Linked DNA regions of Mus musculus: region 1 is linked to region 2. A link is a loop called in an ENCODE intact Hi-C map of the cell type or tissue named here. Cell type or tissue: heart. All regions are shown on one strand. Links, peaks and the distances in the headings refer to the core of each region. The heading gives the core; the rest is flanking DNA.

Evidence for each region. Hi-C counts contacts between places; a loop is a spot of excess contacts. Peaks named below come from ENCODE experiments on the same cell type or tissue, not always from the same donor. Only the 100,000 strongest peaks of a DNase experiment are listed, where the experiment ranks them.
Region 1: it touches region 2 in a loop (26-fold over the local background); 8 of 42 quality-filtered maps call a loop at or near these places.

What each region holds. Positions count from the first base shown.
Region 1 is chr19:8,260,754-8,273,213 of GRCm38, forward strand. All of the region lies in intron 1 of Gm41804 (a long non-coding RNA gene), which reads left to right. It also overlaps the pseudogene Gm8184. Among named protein-coding and RNA genes, the nearest start is that of Gm41804, 16 kb to the left of the region's middle. In heart, for the core only: no CTCF peak of the experiment used is centred there; no DNase peak of the experiment used is centred there.
Region 2 is chr19:7,960,967-7,973,426 of GRCm38, forward strand. Slc22a27 (solute carrier family 22, member 27) reads right to left here and starts at 5,061. Exons shown (of 11, transcript NM_134256.1): 1 at 4,996-5,061. It also overlaps the pseudogene Gm6192. In heart, for the core only: no CTCF peak of the experiment used is centred there; no DNase peak of the experiment used is centred there.

The DNA.
Region 1 (12,460 bases), core at 2,788-10,787, 300 kb after region 2:
AGGAGGTTGGGGGGACCCTCAAGAATGCACCAGAGACCAGGGAGGCGAGGGACTGTCAGTAATCAAATGGAGGGATCTTAGATGAAATGACCTACAGTAGGGAGAGGGAACTTATAGAGCCCACCTCCAGCAGGAAGACAGAGTATCAAGTGAGGGAGGAGGTTCCCATACCACAGTTACAACTCTGACCCATAACTGTTTCTGTCTGGAAGAATTACAGGGATGGAAATGGAAAGGAGCCTGAGGAAGGTCCAGCAACAGGCCCAAAGTGGGGTCCAGCTCAAGGAGAGTTCCCAAGGCCTGACACTATTACTATGGAGCACTCACAAAAAGAGACCTATCATGACTGCCCTCTGAAAGACCCAAGAAGCAGTTGAAAGAGTCAGATATAGATATTTGCACCTAACCAATGTACAGAAGCAGCTGATTTCTGTGCTTGAATTAGGGAAAATCTGGGAGAAACTGAAGAGGGTGACCCTGCAAGAGGACCAGCAGTCTTAATTAACCTAGACCCCAGAGATCTCTCAGATCCTGGACCACCAACCAGGCAGCATACACCAGCTGATATGAGGCCCCCAACACACATATATAGCATAGGATTGCTGGGTCTGGGCTTAGTCTGAGAAGATGCACCTAACTTGCAAGAGACTGCATAAAACCATATTTTTGACACTCCCTACCTAGCTGTTGTTGTACCACATTCAAAGCCCAATTTCTATGGATTTCTCATTTGGAGTATGCCTAGTGTGCCAAATGGCTGTGGTTGGAACCAGCAAACAACAGCCCCAGAGAGTTTAGAGGTCTGGATAGGTGGCAGGTAGAGGGTGAGGACATCCTGGAGACAGGAGCATAGGGAAAATTTATGTGATGTGTACTGATAGGAAGGGAATAAAATCTGGAGTGTAAAACAATAAATAAATCAATAAATGATTAAATAAAATAGCAAATTAATTGAAGAGATACTTGATGCAATCTGACTTAAGGAATTTTCGGGATCCTATATACTAGTATATAAACTCTGACATTATTTCACTAGCTGTTGACAGAGCCTGAATGACTGCCTCTCACCTCTCTCTTCATCCCTCTCTTATTTTTTTCCTATTTTCTTTTGTTACTTTTGGTAGAATGAGTATTTAACTAAGTGATATAGTGTTCTAACAATGAGAAACATTCTATCCTGTTATAGAGGTAAAATATAATATCTTTTCTTAGACAAGGCTGATAAAGGATCCTGAGTCACACACATGAAACATAATCACTCTTCCTTTGAGCAATAGCCTTAGCTGACCTTGTGGTTTTATATAATCACCCATTTCTTTTAAATTTTAAATTGAGGCTGAATAACACTGTCCTGTCATAACATGTCCAAGAAGGCACATAAGGATTTGCTAAAAATGAATTAATAATTCATTGAAGAGATTTAGGTTGAAGAGATACCTAAACAATAGAGAGCACTTACTGCTGCTGCAAAGAACCAGAATTCAGTTCTTAGCACATACATAGTGGCTCACAAACATCTCTAATTTCAGTTTCCTAGGATACAACACCCTCTTCTTACTTCTTAGTGTACCAAGCACACAGGTGGTCCACATACTTAGATTCTAGAAAACACTGATAAATAAATTAATTCATAAACTGTGGTCAACCTTAGAATAAAATATTAGAAGAATGAGAAATGTTCACATTTAATATATCAGTAATTAATGTTGGCTTAAAGTTGAAGACTGAGCTAATTGAATATCCACTATTTGTACTATTGCTAAAACCCCACAATGAAACCATTTTGGGGAATGCCTTACCTCTATCACAGTGGATAAGAAGTTGCTCCTGTTATACACCCATCCATCCACACAGGGCTCAGTGTCTGGCTCTGTCACATATGGAAAACATGCTATTCAAATGAAGATGCCACTGTGGTTGGGCAAAATGATGACATTTCTCCAGTCTCAGGTCGGAGTCCAGGGGAATAGAGATCCTGAGGTCATCTTGGCTCAGGATCCTACTGTCATTATCAGAGGCAGTGTCATTGTCAAGGATGGGGATTCAGCAGCGATGACTAGGAATGGCCGCAGTAAAGTTCTCCATTGCAATATGAGGTGTCACAATAGCATTGAGGAGGAAATGAAAAATTATATGAAAGATCTAGAATCTCCCTAAGCTTCCCACTTGATTCATGAATTCTTGAAAGGCCATCGAAGCTGAATAACTATCTACAAAGAGGGACAAATAATACTTTCCTATAGAAAAGTATTAGTACAAAGCATTTAAAAATTATATTTAACAAAGACACCCTAAATAGTGTTGATCCTGAGCTGTTCTTCATGTGTCCCTACTAACTTCTGCATTGCTGTCATAGAAAAATTATCCTTTAGTGAGCTAACAAAAGTTTAAAATGTCCGTGCCATTAGTAATGAACTTCTCTCTCTTTAGCTTCTTCTAAAGTCAACAAGCTTCCTACCATTGTTTCTATTTCAGCAATTGAACTTGTTAAAGATTTATTTTAAAAGGTATTTTGTTTACACAATGCTCCGTGGTCAAATATGGACATTGATCTGCAAATCTCAGGAATCAAAAAAGTTAAACTATAACATGTTATGCCTTACAGAACATGCAATTTAAAAGGCTCCAAGGTGACCCATTTTATTTTTTATTCAATGTATTGTGTTTAATATTAAAGCTTGCTAAAAGAGTTAAGGAATAGAATTAAAGTTAAATTAGTTAATGCAAAACACCATACAAAAGCTGTTTCAAATAAGAATGTTCCTCCCAGACACATTTGTTTGAATGCTTGGTTCTCAGTGTATGGAAATTGTTGATGAAATTAAGAGGAGTGGCCTTGGTGAAGGACGTTTGTCACTAGGACTAGTTTAAAATGTGCATTCCATGACTACTTAGCTTTTCTCTCTCTTTGCCTCCACCTTGCATATAACAATATAAGCTTGTAACTAGTACTTCAGTGTTTTGCCTGCCAGTATTGTTGCCAAGCTCTTTTTATGAACGTGGACTCATGCCCTGACATTGTAAACAAGCCCTAAATTAAATATGTTGTTTTATAGGTTGTGTTTGTTCTGGTTTCTCTTCACAGGGATACAAAATTTATTATAACAAAAATTGGTATCAGAGGGTGTTTTATCCCTGTTATGGGGCTGGATATGCAGTTTTTGGAAAAATACGGAAAATTTGGGTACTTTGGACTAGAAAGTGGTACAACATCATTTCTTAGTATCTACTAAGCTCCACTTAGTATTTGCTCATATTTAAGCTTGGAAGACAACAGTGCTGACATTAATGATGACTATGGAGGCTCAGCTCAAGAGGTTACAGAAGGGAATAATATTGGCAACTGGGATAGTGACCATTCTTGTGATATTTTGCAGAGAATGTGCCTGCTTCCTGTCCTTGTCCTAGAAATCTGCCAGTGGCCAAATTCAAAGGTTTGGGACTAATTTCATTGGCAGAGATTTTAAGAGAGCCCAACTTTGATTCTATTGCCTGACTGTTATGAAATATAATATAGCCAGGGGTACCTTTGTCAGGATCTACCAAGATGAACCCCTGAAAAACATTGAGCATGCAAAAGATCTGGTACAAAAGAGCTTTATTGATGGAGGAGAGGGGAGTCAGGACCTGGGGTAAGAATAAAGTTAGAAAAGTGGATGTGCACACAGGCAGATAGACAGACAGACAGACAGACAGACAGCACTGAGAGATCATGAAGACAGAGGGAGGGGCTATAGGGGGTCACACAGAAAAAACAGAGAGAGGAAACATAAAAAATAAACTGATGGTAGTTTTTTCTGGAGCACACATCTTATGCACCATGTGTACCTGGAATCCTCATGGCAGGGGCAGGTGAACCAATTGCTGATGCAAAATGGAATAGAGTGGTGCCTTTGGAGCAAGAACCCCACCCTACAAGTTTTCAAATCTAGGTCTGGGTTTATTTGGTTTTAAAAGGTACATTTCCTGTTATATAAATAAGTACTATAGGAAGGCATTTTGTTGCTTATGCCTAACTGAGTTTCCTTGTGAACTGACATTCCAGCATTTGAGAAGAGGCCAGTAGAACTGCCTTTACCCTAACAATATTTATTAGTACCACACTTGCAAAATTCTAAAGTGAAAAAGGAAGGGAATGTAGATACAAGATGTGCAGTTTGAGTATCAGAAAAGCATCTACTATTGAAACCAACTCTTGTTCTCAAAGATATAAGGATAAAGATAAGCCTGATGAAAAATGGAATAGAGTGGTGCCTTTGGGGCATGAACCCCAACCTGCAAGTTTCCAAGTTGTAAAAATATTGTTGATATGTCTGGGCCTATTTGGTTTTAACAGGTACATTTCCTGTTACATAAATAAGTACTATAGGGAGCTATTTTGTTCCCTGTGCCTAAATGAGTTTCCTTATGAACTGACATTCCAGCATTTCAGGGTTAAAGGGTGATGTACAAACTTCTGTAGCTATTTACTGCTGAAATCGCCAGGGCTAAGGAAGGCTGGATTGTTAGTCAAAGGCTGGGAGGGGATTCAGGAAATCAAGCATTCATCTAAAGCATCTGATTTGATGGCCCAGATGAAGAAATGGGGAGCAATCACATCGGCTGCACTAGTTCACCTCAGCTTTCAGAAAATTCAAAGCTTGAAGCTATTTGAAGCAATTTGTACTCCACACTGATTCCTGAATAGAGTCTGTCAGTCAAGTGGAAAACTGCTCAGAGAGATATTGCCTGGGTACAGAAGTTAAAGTTTAACAACTTTAAGGAAAATGTTACATTTCGAGCTCTCAGGTTCACAGTTCTGATAATTTGGGTAGAGAAGGAGTCCTAAGACCAGGGGAGAGAGGGAGTGAGAGATCAAACGCTGAGGAATAGACAGATGGGAAGACTTAGGCTGTGCTTATCTGGAGTCCATTTGATCTGTGAGAGGTGGATCCAAGGCTTATGACTGCCAGGGCTCCCTAAAGTTTACATGATTTTTTAATTTACAAAATAGATAAATCTTTTAGATATGTTAGCATTACACTCCTTGGAATCCACTGAAATCCACATTGTTGAAAAAGCAACTAACAGCTGTCGGTAAGAAAGCTAGATAGGTTCATGCCATTAAGTTATTTAAAAAGCTATGCCTTTGGGTTATGAAGAAGGAACATAGTTTTTTATGTACTGAGGGCTGGATATGTACATATATATATACATATACATATACACACACATATATGTATATATACATGTGTGTGTGTGTGTGTGTGTGTGTGTGTGTGTGTGTGTGTGTGTGTGTGTCAGAGATGTTTTTAGCCCAATGAGAAGCACCTTTAAGTCCATGATTAAAAGGCTGTTGTTATTCTTCATTACATGGGATGAGATGGTTGGTTGGTTGGTTGGTTGGTTGGTTGGTTGGTTGAAAAAAGGAAGACAATTGGGATGAGTTTAGCCTCCTCATGCAGCAGGGAATCAGCCTCTCAAAGACTGAACCCTGAACCCTCTTTGCAGAGCCTTTTTGTTTTTATACAAAAAGGCACCTTTATCAAGTCAATTTCTGCATATCAGAACTTCTTATCTGGTCTAGGTTTTGTCCTAAAAGAACCATCACCTTAAACAACTCTCACATTTCCTGGTTTGCCAGGCATGTCTCAAGACTAAGTTATGTAAAGGCTATGAGAATTCTTCAAAGGAATAGCTCTATAAAATCTCCATCTCGTGGTGGTTAGGGGGTACTAAGATCTGAAACTTACTGATGCTATGATATGCTTACAGACAGGAGCCTAGCATGGTTGTCCTCTGAGAGTTTCTACCAGCAGTAGACTGAGACAGACATAGATACTTACACCCAACCATTGGACTGAAGTTAGGGGCCCCTGTGGTTGAATTAGGGGAAGGATTAGAGAAGTTGTAAGGTAGGGCAATCCCATAGGAAGACCATCATTTTCAGCTAACCTGGACCCCTGGGAGCTCCCAGAGTCTGAGCCACTAATCAGACAGCATACATGGCCTGGTGAAAGACCCCCAGCACATATAAGGCAGAGGACTGCCTGGACTGACCTCAGTGGGAGAAGATGCACCTAATCCCCAAGAGACTTGAGGCCCCAGGGAAGTGGGAATGCCTCTTGAGGGGGAGCACCCACTCGGAGACAACGCAGAGAAGGAATGGAATGAGTGACTATTTGAGGGGGAACCAGGACATGAGCTACAGGAGAACTGTAAGTGAACAAAATATTTTTTAAAACACAGATAGCAGTCACCAACAAAACTGTATTTTGAAAGCCTAGATGCCACCATTCTAGAATTCATACCAGGTACAATGGATCTGATGAATTCTGCTACAGAACACATCCAAAGCAAATTTAAAATCTCAGGTTTGTGACTGATAACAGTAGTCAGTGCTTTTCCAGTTTATCAGAACTCCATTGATCAATGTTAAAACTTGGAACTTTTGAAATATTACTATAACAATAATGTAAAAAGGGGAGTAAATCTGAAACATTTTATTTCCTTAAAGCACTTTCTTATACCATTAAAACTTGCATTTATGTTCCTTAAAACACTTTCTTAGACCCTCTGAACTTACATAAACTTAAAACAGTTTTAACCACTTACCAGAGATAAAGTAGTTATTACTAAGAGTAATCATTGCAAAGCAAGTTCTTTTGAATAGACATAGTAAAAAGTTACATCTGAAACCTGTTTACCATCTTTAATATCAAGCCAGTTAGCAAGGCAAACCTGTCTGGTTTTCTCAGCTGAAGACATAGTAGCTCTAGAAAAAGCAAGGCCTGAAGGTACATAATGAAATGAAGTAACAAGATAGTTGCAGCTTTGGGGAAAAGAGCTGGTTTCTTGGTGTTGTTAAACTTACAAAGATAGTTAGCCTAGCTATCACTGCCATCAGAGTTCTGACAAGAATAAGTTATAGCAGGAAGTATAATCCAAAAGCCTGTGTGTCAATTAAAATGATAGAAACTTATCTACTATCTAGATGGTGGATTTGGCTACCATTGTCTCTATGGCTATATCAAGAGAAGTGATCAGTCTTTGGTTGTTATATAGAAGATAATTTGATCTTCAGCTGCCACACACAGTAGCTCTCAGACATAGGTATGAGAGATTTTCCTATGGAGGAGAAACTTGGAGAACCAGGCAAAGTAGAGCAATCAACTCAACAGTGTCCACAGCTTGTGCAGAGCCCTGGTAGAAGGTGAGACATGAGGAAGATTTCCCCAGTAGTTAGTAATACCAAAATATAGGTGGAATAGTCAGTGCCACCTTGACTGTTAGGGTGATCTTAGGATTCCCTGGATTCCCTGTAGGATCTGACATTTCTATCTCAGGAAGATTCTTCCATTTAAAATGTTAAATGTCACAATCAGAAGATCTCAGGAAAATTTAAGGAGTATAATCTATTAAGTATATCTGATTTCATACTAATTTTATTCAGCTTCACCTTGAAAACATATGTCGTAGGCTAAATAAAGCTTATTCTTGTAATTACAGTTTAACTTGGCTTGACTAGTATAGTTATGAACACAATAAATAATTTAATCATTTCTAAGGTAACTATTAAGTTTCATGTCTTAATCATCTTTAACAATTTATCATAAGTTAGTAGGTTTTATAAGAACAGAATTTCCAGATGCAGAACCTACAGAGCAGCTGGGGACAGTATCCTTCCAGTTTCCATCGGTGCCCAGGAGCTTAACTATGCCATAGTTTTCTGCACACCAATACTGCCCAGAGAAAACGTGTCCTCAAGGAGTGTGGAGACACCCAAGGTGATAGGCTCACAGGCTCACAGGAGGAACAAGCTCTAATCAGAGACAGCAAGTCCAGCTAACACCAGAGATAAACAGATGGATAAAGGCAAGCACAAGAACATAAGCAACAGAAACCAAGGCTACTTGACTTCATAAGAACCCAGTTCTGCCACCATACCAAGTCCTAAATACCCTAACAAACCTGTAAAGCAAGATTATGATCTAACACCAGATCTCATGACGATGATAGAGGACTTTAAGAAGGACATAAATAACTCAATAAAAGAAATAGAGGAGAATACACGTAAACAGGTAGAAGCACTTAAAGAGGAAACACAAAAATCCCTTAAAGAAACACAAATAAACAGGTGAAGGAATTGATCAAAACCATCCAGGATCTAAAAATGGAAGTACAATCAAAAAAGAAATCACAAAGTTAGACAATGCTGGAGATAGGAAACCTGAGAAAATGATTGGGACTCAAAGATGCAAGAATCACCAACAGAATACAAGAGATAGAAGAAAGAATCTCAGGTGTAGAAGATACGATAGAAAACAAGCAAGTCCTAGATACATCATCACACTAGAAAAGCAAGATATGGATCTAAAGTCACTTCTCATGATGATGATGGAGGACTATAAGACAGACATAAATAACTTCCTTAAAGAAATACAGGAGAACACATACATACAGGTGAAAGAACTGAACAAAACCACCCAGGATCTAAAAATGGATGTAGAAACAATAAGGAAATCACAAAGGGATTATACAATAAGGAAATAAGGATTAACAATAAGGAAATCCAAAGTGGTCACTCTGGAAATAGAAAACCTAGGAAAGAAGTCAGGAGCCATAGATGCAAGCATAACAAAGAGAATACAAGAGATAGAAGAGAGAATCTCAGGTGCAGAAGATACCATAGAAAACATTGACACAACAATGAAAGAAAATGCCAAATGCAAAAAGAATCTAACCCAAAACACCCAGGAAATCCAGGACACAATGAGAAGACCAAACCTATGGATAATAGGTATAGATGAGAATGAAGATTGTCAACTTAAAGGGCCAGTAAATATCTTCAACAAAATTATAGAAGAAAATTCCCCCAACCTAAAGAGATGCCCATGAACATACAAGAAGCCTACAGAACTCCAAATAGACTGGACCAGAAAAGAAATTCCTCCCGACACATAATAATCAAAACACCAAATGCACAAAACAAAGAGTATTAAAAGCAGTAAGGGGGAAAAGTCAAGTAACATAGGAAGGCAGACCTATCAGAATTACACATGACTTCTCCCCAGAGACTATGAAAGCCAGAAGATCCTGGACAGAGGTCATACAGACCCTAAGAGAGCACAAATGCCAGCCCAGGCTACTATACCCAGCAAAACTCTCAATTATCACAGACAGAAAAACCAAGGCATATCATGCCAAAATGAAATATACACAATATCTTTCCACAAATCCAGCCCTTCAAAGGATAATAAAGGGAAACTCCAATAGCAGGAGGGAAACTATGCACTAGAAAAATCAAGAAAGTAATCTTTCAACAAACCTAAAAGAAGATAGCCACATGAACAAAATTCCATATCTAACAACAAAAATAACAAGAAGCAACAATGACTTTTCCTTAATATCTCCTAATATCAATGGACTCAATTCCCCAATAAAAAGACATAGACTGATAGACTGGTTATGTAATCAGGACCCAACACTTTGCTGCATAAAGGAAACCAACCTCAGGGACAAAGACAGACACTACCTCAGAGTAAAAGGATAGGAAACAAGTTTCCAAGCAAATGGTCCCAAGAAACAAGCTGGAGTAGCCATTCTAATATTGAATAAAATTGACTTTTAACCTAAATTTATCAAAAAAGATAAGGAGGAAAACTTCATACTCATCAAAGGTAAAATTTACCAAGATGAACTCTCAATTCTGAACATCTAGAATCCAAATGCAAGGGTGTCCACATTCATTAAAGAAACTTTAGTAAGCCTCAAAACAGATGTTGCACTGCACACAATAATAGTGGAAGACTTCAACACCTCACTCTCATCAATGGACAGATCATGGAAACAGAAACTAAACAGAGACACAATGAAACTAACAGAAGTTATGGAACAAAGAGATTTAACTGATATCTATAAAACATTTTATTCTAAAACAAAAGGATATACCTTTTTCTCAATGCCCCATGGTACCTTCTCCAAAATTGACCATAAAACCTGTCACAAATCAGGCCTCAACAGATACAAAGATATTGAAATAACCTCATGCATTCTATCAGATCACCATGGACTGAGGCTGATCTTCAAAAACAACATAAATAAGACAAAACCCACATACATGTGGAAGCTGAACAACAGTCTACTCAATGATAATTGAGTCATAGAAGAAGTAAAGAAAGAAATAAAACTTTTAGAGTTTAATGAAAATGAAGTCACCACATATCCAAACTTATGGGACACAAAGAAAGCAGTCCAAAGAGGAAAACTCATAGCTCTGAGTGCCTCCAAAAGCAAACTAGAGAGAGCATACATGGACAGCTTGACAGCACACCTAAAAGCTCTACAACAAAAGGAAGTAAATTCACCCAAGAGGAGTACACTTCAGGAAATAATCAAACTCAGGGCTGGATTCTACCAAATAGAAACAAAAAGAACTGTACTAAGAATAAACCAAACCAGGAGCTGGTTCTTTGAGAAAATCAACAAGATAGATAAACCCTTAGCCAGACTAAATAGAAGGCACAGGGACAGTATCTTAATTAACAAAATCAGAAATAAAAAAGGAGGTGTAACAACAGAATCTGAGGAAATCCAAAGAAATCATCAGATCTGACTACAAAAGCCAATACTCAACAAAACTGGAAATCCTGGATAAAATGGACAACTTCCTAGACAGATACCAGTTACCAAAGTTAAATCAGGATCAGATTAACGAGTTAAACAGTCCCATATCCTGTAAAGAAATAGAAAGAGTCATTAATAGTCTCCCAACAAAAAAAAGCCCAGGACCATATGGGTTTAGTGCATAGTTCTATCAGACCTTCAAACTTCTCAAACTATTTCACAAAATAGAAACAGAAGGTGCTCTACCCAATTCATTCTATGAAGCCACAATTACTCTGACACCTAAACTACACAAAGACCCAACAAACAAAAAGAACTTCAGACCAATTTCCCTTATGAATATCAAGTCAAAAATACTCAATAAAAGTCTAGCAAACTGAATCCAAGAACACAACAAAGCAATTATCCATCAAGATCAAGTTGGCTTCATCCCAGGGATTCAGGCATGGTTCAATATAGAGAAATCCAACAAACTAATCTACTATATAAACAAACTAAAGACAAAAACCACATGACCATCTCATTATATGCTGAGAAAGCATTTTACAAAATCCAACACACATTCATAATAAAAGTTAGAAAGATCAGGAATTCAAAGTCCATGCTTAACATAATAAAGGCAATATACAGAAAACCAGTAGCCTACAGCAAACCAATAGCCAACCTCAAACCACATGGAGAGAAACTTAGAGCAATCCCACTAAAATCAGGGACTAGACAAGGCTGCCCACTCTCTCACTATCTATTCAATATAGTACTTGAAGTCCTAGACAGAGCAACTAGACAACAAAAGGAGATTAAAGGAATACAAATTGGAAAGGAAGAAGTCAAAATATCACATTTACACATGATCTGATAGATTATATAAGTAATCCCAAAAATTACACCAGAGAACTCCTAAACCTGATAAACAATTTTAGTGAATTAGCTGGATATAAAATTAACTCAAATAAGTCAGTGGCCTTTCTCTACACAAAGGATAAACAGGCTGAAAAATAAATTAGGGAAACAACACCATTCAAAATAGTCACAAATAGAGGTCTCAGCTAAGAGGAGAGTCATCGTGGTGCACGTTTTGCTTTCTCGAGAGGTTCCCAGAAGAGCAAGTCAGAGTTGTCACCATGGCATTTGCAAGTTGGTGGTACAAGACACATGTTAATGAAAAGAATATTGGATCATCTTCTAAACCAGGAGAAAAAAAAGGATCCAAAGAGGTGACAGCTTCCTCTGCTGCCACCAGCAATTCTCCCAGTATCAGTACCACAGAAGCTAAGACTGTGAAAACAGAGTCTGAGAAGTCACAATCAAGTGAGAAAGGAACAAAAGAGGTAAAGTCAAGCAGAGGAGATTGCCTGCCACCTGTGGTTTATGAGAAAAAGTCAAAAGGATGGTCAAAGGAAGGGTCAGAGCCCAAAAATCTTTCCAAGCACACATCAAATAAAGGAAGTAAGCATGCTCATAAAGAAAAAGCACTTTCCAGATCAAATGAACAGATGGTGTCAGAGAAACCATCAGAATCAAAGACAAAATTTCAAGTGTTCCTTCTGCTGCTGGAGAGACTGTGGCTGGAGGTGGGACTGTGGCCACTGCCTTGTACAACGTGGTTGGTAAGAAAAAAGAACATGAATCATTCACACCAGCTTTACCTATGCACTCCACACTGAGCAAGCCATCTGACAAGTCAGGCATGGATGCTGTCTTGGATGACCTGATATACACCTTAGGTGAACGTGAAGATACTAACAAAGATGATCCACCATATACTGGACCAGTAGTTTTAGACCCAATGGATTCTACCTATCTTGAGGCATTGGGTATAAAAGAAGGGACTATTCCTCCAGAGTATAGGAAACTT
Region 2 (12,460 bases), core at 2,468-10,467:
CAGCAGCCTCCTTCTCAAACTTTTCGATGGTTTACTTGTCGATACCACCACATTTGTAGATCAGGTGGCTGGTGCGGTGGACTTGCTGGAATCTACACGTCCGATTACTATGATGTTGATACAAGTCTTTTCCTTTCCCATTTTTGCTTGTAATAAGTGGTGTCTTTCACAACACCTGCGTTCTGACCGCAAACCCGTTGCGGAAACGGGTAAAAGAAAATTTAAAACATAAAAAACTCCTAACACAATTCATCCAGGAAATCCAGCACACAATGAAAAGATCAAACGTAAGAATAATAGGAATAGAAGAGAGCAAATATTCCTAGGTCAAATGACCTGAAAACATGTTCAACAAAATCATAGAAAACATCCCCAACCTAAAGAAAGAGATGGCCATAAATGTACAAGAAGTGTTGCAGAATTTTCCCTTTCCAATTATATTAGTACAGGGTAGGTTTATGATTGGACAGGGTAAAAGGAGTTGGAGTAAGAGTTACAGAGAGAGAGGGAGTGTCTCAGGGTAGGAGGAAAAGAGAGATGGTTGTAGACGTGAACCTGCGTGGCATTTACCACCTACAAGTAGTTGTGGCATCATAAGGTTAGATAATTGGAATAAGGCATTTATCATTATCAATTGGCTCAGAAATTATTGTATTAGCACCTTGTAAATTGTGATATAATTGATACTTAAATATGAGTAGACAACAAGAAATACTCAAACTCAGGGCCAAAATCAACCAAATAGAAACAAAGAAAAGGATAAAAAGAATCAACAAAACCTAAAGCTGTTTCTTGGGGAAATTCATCAAGAGAGAAAAACCCCTAGCCAAACTAACTAAAGGGCACAGAGAAAATATCAAAATTAACAAAATCAGAAATGAAAAGGGAGACATAACAAGAGAAATTAAGGAAATTCAAAATATCATCAGATTCTACTACACATGCCTAGACTCAACAAAACTGGAAAATCTAGATGAAATGGGTGATTTTCTAGACAGATACCATGTGCCATAGTTAAATCAAGAGCAGGTAAACTATCTAAACAGTCCCATATCCCCTAAGAAAATGGAAGAAGTCATTAAAAACCTCCCATCCAAAAAAAAGTCCTGGGTCAGATGGCTTTGGTACAGAATTCTACCGAACCCTCAAAGAATACCTGATATCAATATTCCTCAAATTATTCCATAAAATTAACATAGAAGGAACACTAATTAACTCATTGTATAAAGACATAATTACTCTGATACCTAAACCACACAAGGACCCAACGAAAAAAGAGAACTTCAGACCAATCTCCCTTCTGAATATTGATGCAAAACTATGCAATAAAATCCTTGCAAACCGAATCCAAGAACATGTTAAAACCATCATTCAACATGATCAAGTAGGCTTCATCCCAGGGATGTGAGGTTGGTTCAATATACAACATTCCATTAAAATAATCCACTATATAAACAAACTCAATAAAAAAAATCACATGTTCATCTCCTTAGATGCTGAGAAAGCATTTGAGAAAATACAATACCCTTCATGCTAAAAGTATTGGAGAGATCAGGAATTCAAGGCCCATACATAAACATAATAAAGGCAATTTACAGCAAACCAGTAGTCCATATCAAATTAAATGGAGACATACTTGAAGCAATCCCACAAAATTGAGCACAAGACAAGGATTCCTACTCTCCCCATATCTACTCAATATAGTACTCAAAATGCTAACTAGAATAATAAGACAATCAAAAGAAATCAAGGGGATACAAGTTGGCAAAAAAGAAACAAAGGTATCACTATTTGCAGATTATATGTTAGTATTCATAAGCAACCCCAAAATTTCTACCAGAGAACTTCTACAGATTATAAACAACTTCAGCAACGTGGCTGGATAAAAATTAACAATTCTTAACAATAAAAAAATGGCTAGGGGAATCACTATCCCTGACCTCAAGCTATGCTACAGATCAATAGTGATTAAAAAGCGCATGGTATTGGTACAGAGACAGATATGTTGATCAGTGGGATAGAATTAAAGTCCCAGAAATAAAACCACACAAGTACTGACAATTGATCTTTGACAAAGAAGCCAAAAATATACAATGGGAAAAAGAAAGCATCTTCAATAAATGGTGCTGGTCTAACTGCTGTCTGTATTTAAAGAAATGGAAATAGACCCATATCCATCACCTTGCACAAAGCTCAAGTCCAAATTGATCAAGAACCTCAAAATAAAACCAAATACACTGAATCTAATGGAAGAGAAAGTGGAAAAGAGCCTTGAACTTATTGGCACGGGGAAATTTTCCTAAACAGAACTCCAATGGCTCATGCTCTAAGATCAGGAATTGATAAATGGGACCTCATGAAACAGGAAAGATTCTGTAAGTCAAAGGACATAGTCAATAGGACAAATCAGCAAACTACAGATTGAGAAAACATCTTCAGTAACCCCACATTCAACAGAGAGCTAATATTAAAAATATATAAAGAACTCAAGAAGCTAACAACCAAAAAACCAAACAACCCAATCAAAAAATGGGATATAAAATTAACCAAGAATTCACAACAAAGGAATCTGGAATGGCAGAGAAATACTTAAAGAAATGTTTGAAGTTCTTAGTGATCAGGGAAATGCAAATTAAAATGACCCTGAGATTCCAACTTACACCAATCAGAATGGCTAAGGTCAAAACCTCAGGGGATAGCACATTGGTGAGGCTGTGGAGATAGAGGAACACTCCTCCATTGCTGGTGGGGTTGCAAACTAATACAACCACTCTTGAAATCAGGGAATAAACCCAAAACTGACCCACTATGCCACAGGGGCACATGTTCCACTATGTTCATAGCAGCCTTGGTTGTAATTGCCAGAAATTGGAAACAACCCACATGTCCCACAACAGAAGAATGAACACAGAAAATGTGGTTCATTTACACAATGGAATACTACTCCATTAATACTACTATTAAGAACAAGGACATCCTGACTTTTGCAGGAAAATGCATGGAACTAGAATGTATCATCCTGAGTGTGGTAACTCAGACCCAAAAGGCATGCATACTCATTAATAAGTGAATACTTGCCAAAACATAATACAGTATGCCCAAGATAAAGCCACAGAACAAGCTGAAGGGCCCAAGTGAGGACTCCCCAGTCCCACTTGGGAGGGAGAAGAAAGAAATCACAAATGGGAAGGGAGAGAGGGACCTGGGAGAGAGTGGTCAGAGGGTGGAGGGGGAAGAGGAGATCTTATCTGGTACTAGGTATGGGAAAAGGACTGAAGTCCTGAGGGCAGGCAGAAATAATGGAAACAGGCAACCTCAGGAGGTAGGAGGTTGGGGGGACCCTCCAGAATGCACCAGAGACCAGGGAGGCGAGAGACTGTCAGAAATCAAATGGAGGGATCTTAGATGAAATGACCTACAGTAGGGAGAAGGAACTTATAGAGCCCACCTCCAGCAGGAAGACAGAGTATCAAGTGAGGGAAGAGGTTCCCATACCACAGTTACAACTCTGACCCATAACTGTTTCTGTCTGGAAGAATTACAGGGATGGAAATGGAAAGGAGCCTGAGGAAGGTCCAGCAACAGGCCCAAAGTGGGGTCCAGCTCAAGGAGAGTTCCCAAGGCCTGACACTATTACTATGGAGCACTCACAAAAAGGGACTAATCATGACTGCCCTCTGAAAGACCCAAGAAGCAGTTGAAAGAGTCAAATATAGATATTTGCACCTAACCAATGTACAGAAGCAGCTGACTTCTGTGGTTGAATTAGGGAAAATCTGGGAGAAACTGAAGAGGGTGACCCTGCAAGAGGACCAGCAGTCTTAATTAACCTAGACCCCAGAGATCTCTCAGATCCTGGACCACCAACCATGCAGCATACAACAGCTGATATGAGGCCCCCAACACACATATATAGCATAGGATTGCTGGGTCTGGGCTTAGTCTGAGAAGATGCACCTAACTTGCAAGAGACTAGAAGCCCCAGAGAGTTTAGAGGTCTGGATAGGTGGCAGGTAGAGGGTGGGGACATCCTAGAGACAGGAGCATAGGGAAAATTTATGTGATGTGGACTGAGAGGAAGGGAATAAAATCTGGAGTGTAAAACAATAAATAAATCAATAAATGATTAAATAAAATATCAAATTAATTGAAGAGATACTTGATGCAATCTGACTTAAGGAATTTTCGGGATCCTATATACTAGTATATAAACTCTGACATTATTTCACTAGCTGTTGACAGAGCCTGAATGACTGCCTCTCACCTCTCTCTCCATCCCTCTCTTATTTTTTTCCTATTTTCTTTTGTTACTTTTGGTAGAATGAGTATTTAACTAAGTGATACAGTGTTCTAACAATGAGAAACATTCTATCCTGTTATAGAGGTAAAATATAATATCTTTTCTTAGACAAGGCTGATAAAGGATCCTGAGTCACACACATGAAACATAATCACTCTTCCTTTGAGCAATAGCCTTAGCTGACCTTGTGGTTTTATATAATCACCCATTTCTTTTAAATTTTAAATTGAGGCTGAATAACACTGTCCTGTCATAACATGTCCAAGAAGGCACATAAGGATTTGCTAAAAATGAATTAATAATTCATTGAAGAGATTTAGGTTGAAGAGATACCTAAACAATAGAGAGCACTTACTGCTGCTGCAAAGAACCAGAATTCAGTTCTCAGCACATACATAGTGGCTCACAAACATCTCTAATTTCAGTTTCCTAGGATACAACACCCTCTTCTTACCTCTTAGTGTACCAAGCACACAGGTGGTCCACATACTTAGATTCTAGAAAACACTGATAAATAAATTAATTCATAAACTGTGGTCAACCTTAGAATAAAATATTAGAAGAATGAGAAATGTTCACATTTAAAATATCAGTAATTAATGTTGGCTTAAAGTTGAAGACTGAGCTAATTGAATATCCACTATTTGTACTATTGGTAAAACCCCACAATGAAATCATTTTGGGGAATGCCTTACCTCGATCACAGTGGATAAGAAGTTGCTCCTGTAACACACCCATCCATCCACACAGGGCTCAGTGTCTGGCTCTGTCACACATGGAAAACATGCTATTCAAATGAAGATGCCACTGTGGTTGGACAAAATGATGACATTTCTCCAGTCTCAGGTCGGAGTCCAGGGGAATAGAGATCCTGAGGTCATCTTGGCTCAGGATCCTATTGTCATTATCAGAGGCAGTGTCATTGTCAAAGATGGGGATTCAGCAGCGATGACTAGGAATGGCCGCAGTAAAGTTCTCCATTGCAATATGAGGTGTCACAATAGCGTTGAGGAGGAAATGAAAAATTATATGAAAGATCTAGAATCTCCCTAGGCTTCCCTCTTGATTCAGGAATTCTTGAAAGGCCATCGAAGCTGAATAGCTATCTACAAAGAGGGACAAATAATACTTTACTATAGAAAAGTATTAGTACAAAGCATTTAAAAATTATATTTCACAAAGACACCCTAAATAGTCCTGAGCTGTTCTTCATGTGTCCCTACTAACTTCTGCATTGCTGTCATAGAAAAATTATCCTTTAGTGAGCTAACAAAAGTTTAAAATGTCCATGCCATTAGTAATGAACTTTTCTCTCTTTAGCTTCTTTTAAAATCAACAAGCTTCCTACCATTGTTTCTATTTCAGCAATTGAACTTGTTAAAGATTTATTTTAAAAGGTATTTTGTTTACACAATGCTCCGTGGTCAAATATGGACATTGATCTGCAAATCTCAGGAATCAAAAAAGTTAAACTATAACATGTTATGCCTTTCAGAACATGCAATTTAAAAGGCTCCAAGGTGACCCATTTTGTTTTTTATTCAATGTATTGTGTTTAATATTAAAGCTTGCTAAAAGAGTTAAGGAATAGAATTAAAGTTAAATTAGTTAATGCAAAACACCATACAAAAGCTGTTTCAAATAAGAATGTTCCTCCCAGACACATTTGTTTGAATGCTTGGTTCTCAGTGTATGGAAATTGTTGATGAAAGTAAGAGGAGTGGCCTTGGTGAAAGACATTTGTCACTAGGACTAGGCTTAGAGGTTTAAAATGTGCATTCCATTACTACTTAGCTTTTCTCTCTCTTTGCCTCCACCTTGCATATAACAATATAAGCTTGTCACTAGTACTTCAGTGTTTTGCCTGCCAGTATTGTTGCCAAGCTCTTTTTATGAACGTGGACTCATGCCCTGACATTGTAAACAAGCCCTAAATTAAATATGTTGTTTTATAGGTTGTGCTTGTTCTGGTTTCTCTTCACAGGGATACAAAATTTATTTTAACAAAAATTGGTATCAGAGGGTGTTTTATTTCTGTTATGGGGCTGGATATGCAGTTTTTGGAAAAATACGGAAAATTTGGGTACTTTGAACTAGAAAGTGGTACAACATCATTTCTTAGTATCTACTAAGCTCCACTTAGTATTTGCTCATATTTAAGCTTGGAAGACAACAGTGCTGACATTAATGATGACTATGGAGGCTCAGCTCAAGAAGTTACAGAAGGGAATAATATTGGCAACTGGGATAGTGACCATTCTTGTGATATTTTGCAGAGAATGTGCCTGCTTCCTGTCCTTGTCCTAGAAATCTGCCAGTGGCCAAATTCAAAGGTTTGGGACTAATTTCATTGGCAGAGATTTTAAGAGAGCCCAACTTTGATTCTATTGCCTGACTGTTATGAAATATAATACAGCCAGGGGTACCTTTGTCAGGATCTACCAAGATGAACCCCTGAAAAACATTGAGCATGCAAAAGATCTGGTACAAAAGAGCTTTATTGATGGAGGAGATGGGAGTCAGGACCTGGGGTAAGAATAAAGTTAGAAAAGTGGATGTGCATACAGGCAGACAGACAGACAGAAAGAGAGACAGCACTGAGTGATCATGAGGACAGAGGGAGGGGCTATAGAGGGTCACACAGAAAGAACAGAGAGAGGAAACATAAAAAATAAACTGATGGTAGTTTTTTCTGGAGCACACACCTTATGCACCATGTGTACCTGGAATCCTAATGGCAGGGGCAGGTGAACCAATTGCTGATGCAAAATGGAATAGAATGGTGCCTTTGGAGCAAGAACCCCACCCTACAAGTTTTCAAATCTAGGTCTGGGTTTATTTGGTTTTAAAAGGTACATTTCCTGTTATATAAATAAGTACTATAGGAAGGCATTTTGTTGCTTATGCCTAACTGAGTTTCCTTGTGAACTGACATTCCAGCATTTGAGAAGAGGCCAGTAGAACTGCCTTTACCCTAACAATATTTATTAGTACCACACTTGCAAAATTCTAAAGTGAAAAAGGAAGGAAATGCAGATACAGGATGTGCAGTTTGAGTATCAGAAAAGCATCTACTATTGAAACCAACTCTTGTTCTCAACGATATAAGGATAAAGATAAGCCTGATGAAAAATGGAATAGAGTGGTGCCTTTGGGGCATGAACCCCAACCTGCAAGTTTCCAAGTTGTAAAAATATTGTTGATATGTCTGGGCCTATTTGGTTTTAACAGGTACATTTCCTGTTACATAAATAAGTACTATAGGGAGCTATTTTGTTCCCTGTGCCTAAATGAGTTTCCTTATGAACTGACATTCCAGCATTTCAGGGATAAAAGGTGATATACAAACTTCTGTAGCTATTTACTGCTGAAATCGCCAGGGCTAAGGAAGGCTGGATTGTTAGTCAAAGGCTGGGAGGGGATTCAGGAAATCAAGCATTCATCTAAAGCATCTGGTTTGATGGCCCAGATGAAGAAATGGGAAGCAATCACATCGGTTGCACTAGTTCACCTCAGCTTTCAGAAAATCCAAAGCTTGAAGCTATTTGAAGCAATTTGTACTCCACACTGATTCCTGGATAGAGTCTGTCAGTGAAGTGGAAAACTGCTCAGACAGATATTGCCTGGATACAGAAGTTAAAGTTTAACAACTTAAAGGAAAATGTTACATTTTGAGCTCTCAGGTTCACAGTTTTGGTAGTTTGGGGAGAGAAGGAGTCCAAAGACCGGGGTGGGGAGAGAGAGAGAGAGAGAGAGAGAGAGAGAGAGAGAGAGAGAGAGAGAGAGAGAGAGAGAGAGAGAGAGAGGAGAGAGAGAGATCAAATGCTGAGGAATAGACAGATGGGAAGACTTAGGCTGTGCTTATCCGGAGTCCATTTGATCTGTGAGAGGTGGATCCAAGGCTTATGACTGCCAGGGCTCCCTGAAGTTTACATGTTTTTTTTAAATTTACAAAATAGATAAATCTTTTAGATATGTTAGCATTACACTCTTCAGAATCCACTGAAATCCACATTGTAGAAAAACCAGCTAATAGCTGGCTTAAGAAAGCTAGATAGAGTCATGCCATTAAGTTATTTAAAAAGCTATGCCTTTGGGTTATGAAGAAGGAACATAGTTTTTTCTGTACTGAGTGCTGGATATATATATATATTTGTGTGTGTGTGTCAGAGATGTTTTTAGCCCAATGAGAAGCACCTTTAAGTCCATGATTAAAAGGCTGTTGTTATTCTTCATTACATGGTATGAGATGGTTGGTTGGTTGGTTGGTTGAAAAAAGAGAGACACTTGGGATGAGTTTAGCCTCCTCATACAGCAGGGAATCAGCCTCTGAAAGACTGAACTCTGAACCCTTTTTGCAGAGCCTTTTTATTTTTATACAAAAAGGCACCTTTAGCAAATCAATTTCTGCATATCAGAACTTCTTATCTGGTCTAGGTTTTGTCCTAAAAGAACCATCACCTTAAACAAGTCTCACATTTCTTGGTTTGCCAGGCATGTCTCAGACTAAGTAATGCAAAGGCTATGAGAATTCTTCAAAGGAATAGCTCTATAAAATCTCCATCTCATGGTGGTTAGGGAGTACCAAGATCTGAAACTTTCTGATGCTATGATATGCTTACAGACAGGAGCCTAGCATGGTTGTCCTCTGAGAGTTTCTACCAGCAGTAGACTGAGACAGACGTAGATACTTACACCCAACCATTGGACTGAAGTTAGGGGCCCCTGTGGTTGAATTAGGGGAAGGATTAGAGAAGTTGTAAGGTAGGGCAATCCCATAGGAAGACCATCATTTTCACCTAACCTGAACCCCTGGGAGCTCCCAGAGACTGAACCACTAATCAGACAGCATACATGGCCTGGTGCAATACCCCCAGCACATATAAGGCAGAGGACTGCCTGGACTGACCTCAGTGGGAGAAGATGCACCTAATCCCCAAGAGACTTGAGGCCCCAGGGAAGTGGGAATGCCTCTTGAGGGGGAGCACCCACTCGGAGACAACGCAGAGAAGGAATGGAATGAGTGACTATTTGAGGGGGAACCAGGACATGAGCTACAGGAGAACTGTAAGTGAACAAAATATTTTTTAAAACACAGATAGCAGTCACCAACAAAACTGTATTTTGAAAGCCTAGATGCCACCATTCTGGAATTCATACCAGGTACAATGGATCTGATGAATTCTGCTACAGAACACATCCAAAGCAAATTTAAAATCTCAGGTTTGTGACTGATAACAGTAGTCAGTGCTTTTCCAGTTCATCAGAACTCCATTGATCAATGTTAAAACTTTGAACTTTTGAAATATTACTATAACAATAATGTAAAGGGGGGAGTAAATCTGAAACATTTTATTTCCTTAAAGCACTTTCTTATACCATTAAAACTTGCATTTATGTTCCTTAAAACACTTTCTTAGACCCTCTGAACTTACATAAACTTAAAACAGTTTTAACCACTTACCAGAGATAAAGTAGTTATTACTAAGAGTAATCATTGCAAAGCAAGTTCTTTTGAATAGACATAGTAAAAAGTTACATCTGAAACCTGTTTACCATCTTTAATATCAAGCCAGTTAGCAAGGCAAACCTGTCTGGTTTTCTCAGCTGAAGACATAGTAGCTCTAGAAAAAGCAAGGCCTGAAGGTACATAATGAAATGAAGTAACAAGATAGTTGCAGCTTTGGGGAAAAGAGCTGGTTTCTTGGTGTTGTTAAACTTACAAAGATAGTTAGCCTAGCTATCACTGCCATCAGAGTTCTGACAAGAATAAGTTATAGCAGGAAGTATAATCCAAAAGCCTGTGTGTCAATTAAAATGATAGAAACTTATCTACTATCTAGATGGTGGATTTGGCTACCATTGTCTCTATGGCTATATCAAGAGAAGTGATCAGTCTTTGGTTGTTATATAGAAGATAATTTGATCTTCAGCTGCCACACACAGTAGCTCTCAGACATAGGTATGAGAGATTTTCCTATGGAGGAGAAACTTGGAGAACCAGGCAAAGTAGAGCAATCAACTCAACAGTGTCCACAGCTTGTGCAGAGCCCTGGTAGAAGGTGAGACATGAGGAAGATTTCCCCAGTAGTTAGTAATACCAAAATATAGGTGGAATAGTCAGTGCCACCTTGACTGTTAGGGTGATCTTAGGATTCCCTGGATTCCCTGTAGGATCTGACATTTCTATCTCAGGAAGATTCTTCCATTTAAAATGTTAAATGTCACAATCAGAAGATCTCAGGAAAATTTAAGGAGTATAATCTATTAAGTATATCTGATTTCATACTAATTTTATTCAGCTTCACCTTGAAAACATATGTCGTAGGCTAAATAAAGCTTATTCTTGTAATTACAGTTTAACTTGGCTTGACTAGTATAGTTATGAACACAATAAATAATTTAATCATTTCTAAGGTAACTATTAAGTTTCATGTCTTAATCATCTTTAACAATTTATCATAAGTTAGTAGGTTTTATAAGAACAGAATTTCCAGATGCAGAACCTACAGAGCAGCTGGGGACAGTATCCTTCCAGTTTCCATCGGTGCCCAGGAGCTTAATTATGCCATAGTTTTCTGCACACCAATACTGCCCAGAGAAAACGTGTCCTCAAGGAGTGTGGAGACACCCAAGGTGATAGGCTCACAGGCTCACAGGAGGAACAAGCTCTAATCAGAGACAGCAAGTCCAGCTAACACCAGAGATAAACAGATGGATAAAGGCAAGCACAAGAACATAAGCAACAGAAACCAAGGCTACTTGACTTCATAAGAACCCAGTTCTGCCACCATACCAAGCTCTAAATACCCTAACAAAGCCGTAAAGCAAGATTATGATCTAACACCAGATCTCATGATGATGATAGAGGACTTTAAGAAGGACATAAATAACTCAATAAAAGAAATAGAGGAGAATACAGGCAAACAGGTAGAAGCACTTAAAGAGGAAACACAAAAATCCCTTAAAGAAACACAAATAAACAGGTGAAGGAATTGATCAAAACCATCCAGGATCTAAAAATGGAAGTACAATCAAAAAAGAAATCACAAAGGTAGACAATGCTGGAGATAGAAAACCTGAGAAAAAGATTGGGACTCATAGATGCAAGAATCACCAACACAATACAAGAGATAGAAGAAAGAATCTCAGGTGTAGAAGATACAATAGAAAACAAGCAAGTCCTAGATACACCATCACACTAGAAAAGCAAGATATGGATCTAAAGTCACTTCTCATGATGATGATGGAGGACTATAAGAGAGACATAAATAACTCCCTTAAAGAAATACAGGAGAATACATACATACAGGTGAAAGAACTGAACAAAACCACCCAGGATCTAAAAATGGAAGTAGAAACAATAAGGAAATCACAAAGGGAGACAACTCTGGAAATAGAAAACCTAGGAAAGAAGTCAGGAGCCATAGATGCAAGCATAACAAACAGAATACAAGAGATAGAAGAGAGAATCTCAGGTGCAGAAGATACCATAGAAAACATTGACACAACAATGAAAGAAAATGCCAAATGCAAAAAGAACCTAACCCAAAACACCCAGGAAATCCAGTACACAATGAGAAGACCAACCATAAGGATAATAGGTATAGATGAGAATGAAGATTGTCAACTTAAAGGGCCAGTAAATATCTTCAACAAAATTATAGAAGAAAATTCCCCCAACCTAAAGAAAGAGATGCCCATGAACATACAAGAAGCCTACAGAACTCCAAGTAGACTGGACCAGAAAAGAAATTCCTCCCAACACATAATAATCAAAACACCAAATGCACAAAGCAAAGAGTATTAAAAGCAGTAAGGGGGAAAAGTCAAGTAACATAGGAAGGCAGACCTATCAGAATTACACATGACTTCTCCCCAGAGACTATGAAAGCCAGAAGATCCTGGACAGAGGTCATATAGACCCTAAGAGAGCACAAATGCCAGCCCAGGCTACTATACCCAGCAAAACTCTCAATTATCACAGACAGAAAAACCAAGGCATATCATGCCAAAATGAAATATACACAATATCTTTCCACAAATCCATCCCTTCAAAGGATAATAAAGGGAAACTCCAATAACAGGAGGGAAACTATGCACTAGAAAAATCAAGAAAGTAATCTTTCAACAAACCTAAAAGAAGATAGCCACATGAAC